2 separate regions of the Homo sapiens genome follow, and region 1 is linked to region 2. The links are chromatin loops, found by intact Hi-C in ENCODE. Cell type or tissue: CD14-positive monocyte. All regions are shown on one strand.

Region 1 (5,000 bases), 220 kb after region 2:
AGCAAACACTTCAGGAAGAAAACAGATACATACAAAATAAACACATGAAAAGATGCTTCAACATCATTAGTTATTAAGGAAACACAAATTAAAACCACAAAGGGAAACTAATACTACTCATCTACAAGAATAGCTAAATTTTTTTAATTGACTATATCAAGCACTGACAAGAAGGCAGAGCAACTGAAACTCTCATACCTTGCAGATGGGCATTCAAAATAAGACAGCCACTAGGAAAACAGTTTGATAGTTTCCTATAAAGTTATATATGAATTTACCACATGACGTTGCACTCTCACTCCTAGGTATTTGTTTACTGAAAAGAAACAGAAAAATGAATGTTCACACAGGGATCTGTATGAGAATGTTTATAGAAACTTTAGTCTTAATCATTGAAAACAGAAAAAACCCGAAGGTCCATCAACTGGTGAATTAATAAACAAACTGCAATTCTCAAGAAATACTTGGAAATATGGCTGGGCACAGTGGCTCATGCCTGTAATCCCAGCACTTTGGGAGGCCGAGGCAAGTGGATCACCTGAGGTCAGGAGTTCGAGATCAGCCTGGCCAACATGGTAAAACTCCATCTCTACTAAAAATACAAAAATTAGCTGGGCGTGGTGGCGCATGCCTGTAATCCCAGCTACTCGGGAGGCTGAGGCAGGAGAATCCCTTGAACCCAGGAGGCAGAGGTTGCAGTGAGCCGAGATTGCACCATTGCACTCCAGCCTGGACAGCAGAGTGAGACTTCATCTCAAAAAAAAAAAGAGAAAGAAAAAGGAAAGAAAGAAGAAATACTTGGAAATAAAAAAGACTCAGGATAAAGTAATGGGAGGATCAAAAGCAGGGTTTGAAGAAATTTCATCTGGAAAAATCCCAAATTGATTGCAACAAAAGAAAGACAAGATGCAAGGAGATGATTTAAGAGAGCTTAGAGTAATCTTGGAAAAATCCAAATGTATTTCTAGAATCTTCTCTGATTAACCTGGGAGAGAAGATGACAGTTCAAGGACTATGGAGCCTCACTGCCTGGGTTCAATTTCCAGGCTCCTCTACTTGTTAGCTATGTGACCTTGACACATTAACAGCACCTACCTCACAGTGTTGAAAGTATCTAAATCGATTATTAGCTGTTATTATTGCAATTATTTTTATTAACCAGCTCTGAAAGTTCATATTATTTCTTGTCACATAGTTTGAGAAACTTCATGGGTCCCCCAGCCTTTGTGTTTTAAGCAAATGAACTACATATACTGAGCAGAATATGGAATCCAGTCTAAAATCCTACTATACATTTGGCAGAATTCTGTCCAATACGCCTTCTAATTGACCCCTAAAACAATGATGTTATTTTCTTTTCCCTTTGAAATTTTCTAGACTCTCTACAGCACAAGCAACAAGTATCTTAACCCAAAGATTTTCTGTGCTTATATCTCGGACACACCTCATAACTTCTGATGCCACTGCCAAAAGTTATCAGATGTCTTCTGCCATCCCCTGCACTAATGCTTTTTCTTGTTTCTGTTCTGATGGTGACTTTTTATTATAAATCAGCTTTTCAGTAAGACTTTAGACTTCAGTTTTCCTTCAAATATCTAAGTGCACAGCTTAAAACACAAAAAGGTACCACGTTTCTCCCTTCTCTATGCCAACTAATGAGATGCCAGGGACAAAAAAAACATAGAAATCACCTATGTCTGAAATTAAACCTTCCTCCTAGAAAAGCGTTGCTCTTCCCAGATCCTTCTTCTCTTTTTAGTTGAATGAAGACACTATATTAGGCAAAAAAAAAGCTTCTGAAACAAGTATTTACACAATTTTAATTCTAACTAAATATATGAAAGGAAAATGGATGGCAAAGGACAAAGATGGGTCTTGAAAAACCCTCTGAATTTTGCTGTGCTATGAAACTGGTGGCAATTGGTGTGATACAGAATAAAAGTGAATCAAATTAATTACAACCAAATGTATAAATTAGGCATCAAAATAAGATGTTATAGAAAGATATTTTAGAAATGCTAATTATTTTTACATCAAGTTCATTAAATCTTTACAATTCATATATTTTTACTTATAACTGATATATAACCTACTATGTCTGAACTATATAAATCTCTTTGCTGTGACATTTTGTTTTGTTATTCATTCATACATTTTAATTTGTATACATCATATGAGTAAGTGTGATAAAATATTTAAAAACAATAAAAATACATTTCCCAAGGACTTTCCAGCTTCCCTCTTCCCCTGGTTTTGCCATAATCTGCAATAATCAGATTTCATATAAATCATCTAATAGAATCACAGAACTTTATTTTTAAAAGGTAGCTGAAAGGAAAAGTAAAATAAACATTAAAACCAAGGGTTATTTTTCTAAAATGCTTTTATTTACTTTTAATTCCAAACACTCACAAAATACAAACACTGGTCCCCTACATAATTGCAAAGGATTAGAATTAAGATATAGGCAGTAGCATTTCTTTAAACAATAAATTGATATTTATTCTGAATAATGACAGTTAAGCATTGATGAAGTAAAGCAAATTCCTAGACATTACTCCCTAATAAATACGCTGGGCAGTGGGGGAAAACATGGCAGTTTCTTTCAGAAATACATTGAAATATTTGAGTATTCAGTTGGGTCAACTATTTTGGTGGCCTTTAAAAGCAACTTACATTAATTATGATCAAAAAAATTATTTCTAAACAAACAACTTCTTAAACATATCATGAAGGGAGAAAACACTAAAACATAAAGAAGAGGACACGGGAACCTACCTCATGTACAAGAGCAAGTGAAGTCTGCTTGAAACTTCGCCCTCTGCTGGCCATCAGTCTGTTCAATGGTTTTCCATCTTTACTCTGATACATGGAAACATCATAGCAAAATAACATACCACCTTTAAAAAAAATTATATAGACTTTATTTTATTTTTATTTTTATTTTTTTAAGACAGAATCTCACTCTGTTGCCCAGGCTGGAGTGCAGTGGTGCAATCTCAGCTCACTGCAACCTCCGCCGCCTGGGTTCAAGGGATTCTTCTGCCTCAGCCTCCTGAGTAGCTGGGACTACAAGCGTGTGCCACCATGCCCGGCTAATTTTTTAAGTTTAGTGGAGACAGGGTTTCACCATATTGGCCAGGCTGGTCTCTAACTGCTGACCTCATGATCCGCCTGCCTCATCCTCCCAAAGCGCTGGGATTACAGGTGTGAGCCACCGCGCCCAGCTTACAAAGACATTTCTTATGGAAAAACTTTACTAATTAGATTCTCAGTAACTGATAATCAATCTGGATAGAGATATTTATAACTAAAAGCTAACTTGTTAAGCAAATTATGATTTTTGACCATTTATATATAAGGAATAAAAAAACACAAGAGATTTAAAAAGCTAATATTTAAAATACTATTGGGACAGGCACGGTGGCTCACACCTGTAATCCCAGCACTTTGGGAGGCCAAGGTAGGCAGATCACTTGAGGTCAGGAGTTTGAGACCAGCCAGGTCAACATGGTGAAACCCCATCTCTACTAAAAACGCAAAAATTAGCCAGGCATGGTGGCGAACACCTGAAATCCCAGCTACTCGGGAGGCTGAAGCAGGAGAACCACTTGAACTAGCAGTGGAGGTTGCAGTGAACTGAGATTGTGCCACTGTACTCCAGCCTGGGCAACCAAGAGAAACTCTGTCTCAAAATATAAACGTAATATAATATAGTATATTACTTATTGACTCATAGCTTTTTAGTTAAGATCACATGTAAAATATTATTTACAATTTACTTATGAGTAAATAAGTATAAGTATAAATAAATGAACAAATTTGCAAGTCTTGACTTTGTGAACTGTTTAGTTCTAGAGATTCTATTAAGTTTTTTAAAAATTTCAATTAAAGAGAAATACTTGCACATATTAATCTTCATGAACACATGATAACATGGGTCCCTTTAGTTTATACTCAAAAGTGGACAAGCTTTCCCTCATTCCTGTATTCACATACACTCACTCTCCCTCTTCTCCCTGCCCTTTCCACAACGGTCAGTTAAGCTCTCAGCTGAACCTCCAGCTTATTTATGTTTTTTATTGCACTGAGTTTTATTATCTTTATTATTTCTTCCCTGATCCTTTAAGTTTGATTTGCTGTTCTTTTCCAAGCTTCTTGAGTTGGAAGTTTAAATACTGATTATTTTCCTTTCTTTTCTAAAATATACATTGAAAGTGTGAATTTCCCTAGAGGGGAAACAGTGTTTAAAAATACTATTTTAGCTGCAACCTACAGGTTGTTATATGGCTTATCTTCATTATCATTCACTTCAAACTATCTTCTCATTTCCATTTTGATTCTTTTCTCTGATCCATCCATTACTTATAAGTATACTGTTCAATTTTCAGCCAACTGGAGATATCATGGTAATCATTTTTGTTATTTATTTCTAGCTTAATCCCATTGTCATCAGAGGACAAACTCTAAGTGACTTCAATATCTTGAAATTTATTGAAGTTTGTGGTCCAGCGTATGGTCATTTTGGTAAATTTTCCATGTACAGTTAAAAGATATATAAATTCTATCACTATAAGGTACAATGTTCTACATGTCTATACAGTAGTTTGTTCATAGATTGTTCAGATATTTTGTGATCTTATAGATTTTCTTGTCTCCTTGCTCTGCCAGCTACTGAAAAAGATATTTTAAAGTTTCCATTATTATTGTGGGTTTGTCTATTTCCTCTTTTAGTTCTACTCATTTTTGTCATATATTTTGAAAGTATGTTATTTCATGTAGGCCAGTTAGAATTGATATTTTCCAAAGAGAGTGACTTCTTTATCTCCAGGAATCATTCCCTTCATTTCCAGCTTCTTCCTTTGTCCTGTGTCTAGTGCAGTATATGAAAGAACCACAGAAGTACTAAATGGTGTTATTGTCAATCAAAGAGTAGTTTTCCTCTCTCCTCTGTTAGGCAGACTGGGTGAAGGACTGATTACCTCAACCTAATCAGGAAT
Region 2 (5,000 bases):
GAGACAAGTAATGTCGATTTATTACAAAAATAGTTTTGACCTCGTGGAGCCTCTTAAAATGTCTTGGGGACCCTTATGGTCATATGGACCACATTTTGAGAACTTTTGGTCTAACAAATATCTTTGTTAGTGCTCTGGTAAAGCACTCTTCAGCTTTACATGCCAAAGTAATTTTCCTTGCCTCTCAAGTCCAGCATCTTTAACATAAAGCTGTCACTGGGCCCTTTTCCATTTCCCCAGCATCATTACATGACACTTCACCATTTACCAGTCCAGTCTACCCACTCCAGTCTTTTTCACTTCTTTCAATTTTCCTGGCCCTTTCCAGCTACGGGGCCACTCTCTATGCAGTTTTTGTTTTTGTTTTGCCCTAGGAAATTTTGCCCTCCACAAGATACTTAACAAACTCCTACTTATCCTTCAAGTCTCTGACTTCATATTACTTCCCTGGGGAAGGTAGAAGGCAACCTAAATGAGCTGTCCGTGACATTCACTGCCATAGCCTCTTTTACTTCTCCTGTGTAGCCCAGATGCCAAATGTAAATTCCATACTAGATTATAACTTCTTCAATGGCTGTGTCCTTTGCTGTAATGTGAATTCCATAAGGGCAAGGATTATGCATCTCATACTCAAGATCTGTCACCAAGGCCAAAGCATGACTGTAACAAAAATTTTTATATTTTGCGTGCAGAATTCAGATTTGAGAAAAAGTTCTCTTTAAAAAGAGGAGAAAAGTCTTACAATAAACTTAATGAGTTTTTTAAAGTAGTATTTCTATTAACGAGGAAAATGTAAATATATGCTTATATAAACAATACAGCATATAAATACAAATACCATCAAAAATAAATAGACAAGTTAATAAAAATACATATTTTATAACCTGAGTTTCAACCACAAGATACCAGTGGCATTTCTTCCAATTCTAAAATTAGTTATATACAGACACATTTAACATTACTGATAAGAATATGCCAAAAATGGTTCAAGTTATTTTACCACTGAAGGCAAAAAGAACAGTTATAGAAATGACTGAACAGAGTGTGAGCTAGGACATTAGTCATTGAGAATTGGGTTTCCTGAATTTTCTTAATATATTTTATTTACACTCAGACAACCTCCCAGGTACAGTTCCTGAATTTCCTCTCTTTCAAGAAGAAATGTACTCCCTGGAAGTACCTCTTTATGGCCAGTGTAGGGCCCTCAATTTCCAGGGCAGACTCTTGCTTCCCATCCTCTATACCAAGCAGGTCTCCAGGTCTTCCAGCTGCTGATGAAATCCAGTCTGGAGTTTGTCCAGGAAGGCCCTATTCCAAGCATCAGACAAGCCCTTGTGTAAAAGAGGCTGAAGATCTGCTGGTGCATCTTATGGAGGGCAGAAATCACCTGAGCTTTCCAGACAGGAAAGAAGGAAGATTGTCCCCACTTGGCCCAGAACTTTCCCAAGCGAAGTCTTAGAGGCAGGTCGCAGAAAAGGGAATAGATGTGTCAGGAGATCATCACCAATGCCACCAGCAAGGAGACCATTGGTAAGTTCCAAAAGAAGCTCTTCTGGTTAAGATGGAATATTGGGAGCTTTGCCCCAGCTTCTCTGAGGACCTTCTGCTCATGAGCCCCTTAAATATTCAGCACACGATTTCATTTTCTGAATTTTCCTCAGATCTTTTCACTTCCCCACTTTGAACTTTTTCGTCTCTTCAAGGGCCTGGGAGACAACTCCGTCTATCTTCTTACAATTGAGTTAAAATTACTCACTAAAAAATTAAAAGTTCTAATTCCATGGGATGCTTATCACCTCAACAAAAATTGACTTTGAACTAATGATAGAGCTGTCTGGGTCTTCCTGATGTTCAGGACAACTTTTAAGAAAGCTTTACCAGGCTCCTTTTAAAAGATCTTTTCTATCCCTCTAGATTTCCCTCCTGAAAGTGTTGATATATTAGATCATGTATGTAAGATACATTCTTTTATTTTTTTTTTTTTTTTTTGAGATGGAGTCTCGCTGTCTCCCAGGTTGGAGTGCAGTGGCGCGATCTCGGCTCACTGCAAGCTCCGCCTCCCGGGCAAGCTTCGCCTCCCGGGTTCACGCCATTCTCCTGCCTCAGTCTCCCGAGTAGCTGGGACTACAGGCGCCCGCCGCCACGCCCAGCTAACTTTTTGTATTTTTAGTAGAGACGGGGTTTCACCATGTTAGCCAGGATAGTCTCGATTTCCTGACCTCGTGATCCGCCCGCCTCGGCCTCCCAAAGTGCTGGGACTACAGGCGTGAGCCAACGCGCCCCGCCAGAAGATACATTCTTCTTGTGCATAAATCTCATCTTATTCTTTGCTACATCCTCAAATACCAGGAACTTAGAAGTTTTCTTGCTTAATTTCTGTGTTTTTAATGAATAGGGTCCTTGGATTTCTTTAACCCGTTGGAACTTTCACCTGGCTCAAGATTGGTTCAAGGGACAATGAGCTAGAACAGAAGTTGTTCATCCTTATTACCATTGTATGAGTTGGTTGGACAATGGCCTCTGGCTTCTAATCCCATAGCATTATATTAAAGTTCACCATTATTATCTAGCTTTCCTGAAGTATCCTCTCACCTCACTGGTTTTCCACATATATAGTGGACTTTGCACTCAAGACTAGACTATGAGCATCTAGCTTAATATTTCAGACATCCACATTTCCACAATTGTAAACTTTTCTCAATCACTTCCTGAAAGTAAAATACATATGAGCAAGCTTCACCAGGACGCTTCGGACAATATTGTGTTAGGGGCACAATTTGAGAATTGGGGGCAAGCTTGCTGTACATACAAGCCTAAACTGTTTTATCTCTCAGGTTTCCTCCTTTGAACTCAAACATACCTAAGCAGAATATGTATATGAATATCCCACTATGGTCAGTAGTGACTTCCTTTTTTTCCTTGTGTACAATAAGTCTGCTAACCCCTTCTCTTCAAAAGGGGGAAGAAAAAGTAATTCACACACAAAGCCACCAAAAGTAAATAGGAAATGACAGAAAGTGATTGAGAAATTCTCGATCTAAATGAAAATGTCAGCTGCAGACAGGTCCAGCAGTGGGGGAAACTGGCTGTTTAAAGCAGGTTGTTACCTATAGGGCTAGTTTTCAGCTTTGCAAAATCAGGGAATTTATTTATTTAGTTAGCTGTGTATTTACTTTTTTTCACTATACACAGTGATTATCAGACTGCAAACAGTTAGCCACACCAACCACACTCCAAAGAGACTGGGTCATACACTGCGTGGCCATTTAATTCATGTTTGAGAGGTCAACTTTCCCATGAGCTAATAGGTGTTAGTCATTTGGAAGGGGCACTCTCTCCATTTACATGCTCATGTTCACAGTAAGAGGTGAAATTACAATAACAACGTTTATCAATGACCTGAGAATTAAAGGAAGAAAAGCAGATCTTTCCCAGGAAATTTCCACTCAATTTCCATAGTTGGGGTTGCATTCATTTTCTCCATTGTGGGAATGGCTAACACGTGCCAAGTGCTTATTTTATTCAGGCATTGTACTAAATACATAATATCATCCAATTCAATTTCTTTCATCAATGTTTCATAGTTTTATTGTAGATATCATTCACTTATGGTTAAATTTATTTTTAGGTATTTTATTTTATCTTATTTGTGTCTCTTGTTAATGGTATTACTTTCTTGGTTTCTTCTTCAGATTGTTTGCTGTTGGCATATGGAAATGCTACTGATTTTTAAAATTTTTTAAATTTTGGGGGGTACATAGTAGGTGTATCTATTTATAGAGTACATGAGCTACTTTAATACAGGTATGCAATGCATAATAATCACATCCTGGTAAATGAGATATCCATCCCCTCAAGCATGTATCCTTTGTGTTACAAAGAATCCAATTATACTATTTTAGTTATTCTAAAATGTACAATTAAATTATTATTGACTATATTCACCCCTTTGTGCTATCAAATACTAGGACTTCTTCATTCTTTCTAACTACTTTTTGTACCCATTAACCATTCCTACTTGTCCCCCAGTCCCCCATTACCCTTCCTAGCCTCTGGTAACCATCCTTCTATTTCTATATCCATGAGTTCAATTGTTTTAATTTTAAGCTCCCACAAAATAAGTGAGAACATGTGAAGGTTGTCTTTCACTTTACATAATACCTCCAGTTACATCCATGTAGTGACAAATGACAGAATCTCATTATTCTTTATGGCTGAATAGCACTCCATTGTGTATATATACCATATTTGCCTCATGCATTCATCTGTTGATGGGCAGTCAGGTTGCATTCAAATCTTGGCTATTGCAAATAGTGCTGCAACAAACATGGGAGTGCAGCTATCCCTTTGATATACTGATTCCCTTTCTTTTGGGTGCCTACCCAGCAGCGGGATTACTGGGTTATCCCACTCTATTTTTAGTTTTTTGCGGAACCTCCAAACTGTTTTCCATAGTGGTTGTACTAGTTTACATTTGCACCAACAGTGTACAAGAGTTTCCTTTTCTACATGTCTTACCAACATTTGTTATTGCCTGTCTTTTGGATAAAAGCCATTTTCAAGAAATGCTGATTTTTGTAAGTTCATTTTGTATCCTGCAACTTTACCAAATTTGTTTATCAGTCCTAATAGTATTTTTGGTGAAATATTTAGCTTTTTCTGGAAAAGGATAATTTGTCTTCTTCCCTGCCAATCTGGATGCCTTTTGTTTCTTTGTCTTGTCTAATTTCTCTGGCTGGGACTTCTAGTACAATGTTGAATAAAAGCGATGAAAGTGGTTGGGCTCTATGGCTCATGCCTGTAATCCTGGCACTCTGGGGAGCCAAGAGGGGTGGATCACCTGAAGTCAGGAGTTAGAGACCAGCCTGGCCAACATGGCAAAACCCTGTCTCTACTAAAAGTACAAAAATTTAGCCAGGCATGGTGGTGGGCACGTGTAACTCCAGCTACTTGGGAGGCTGAGGCAGGAGAATTGCTCGAACCCGGGAGGCGGAGGTTGC

What was found. Hi-C counts contacts between places; a loop is a spot of excess contacts. Peaks named below come from ENCODE experiments on the same cell type or tissue, not always from the same donor. Only the 100,000 strongest peaks of a DNase experiment are listed, where the experiment ranks them.
Region 1: a loop joins it to region 2, with 7 times the contacts of the local background. A loop is called at or near these places in 57 of 110 quality-filtered maps.

Annotation. Positions count from the first base shown.
Region 1 is chr9:20,883,009-20,888,008 of GRCh38, reverse strand. FOCAD (focadhesin) reads right to left here. Exons shown (of 44, transcript NM_001375567.1): 21 at 2,779-2,900. Among named protein-coding and RNA genes, the nearest start is that of SNORA30B, 99 kb to the right of the region's middle. In CD14-positive monocyte, CTCF peaks have their summits at 2,624 and 2,829 (motif pointing left); a DNase peak (open chromatin) is centred at 2,808.
Region 2 is chr9:21,102,941-21,107,940 of GRCh38, reverse strand. It overlaps the pseudogene IFNWP4. Among named protein-coding and RNA genes, the nearest start is that of IFNB1, 27 kb to the right of the region's middle. In CD14-positive monocyte, no CTCF peak of the experiment used is centred here; DNase peaks (open chromatin) are centred at 2,920 and 3,290; H3K4me3 peaks cover 1,180 bases; H3K27ac peaks cover 1,352 bases.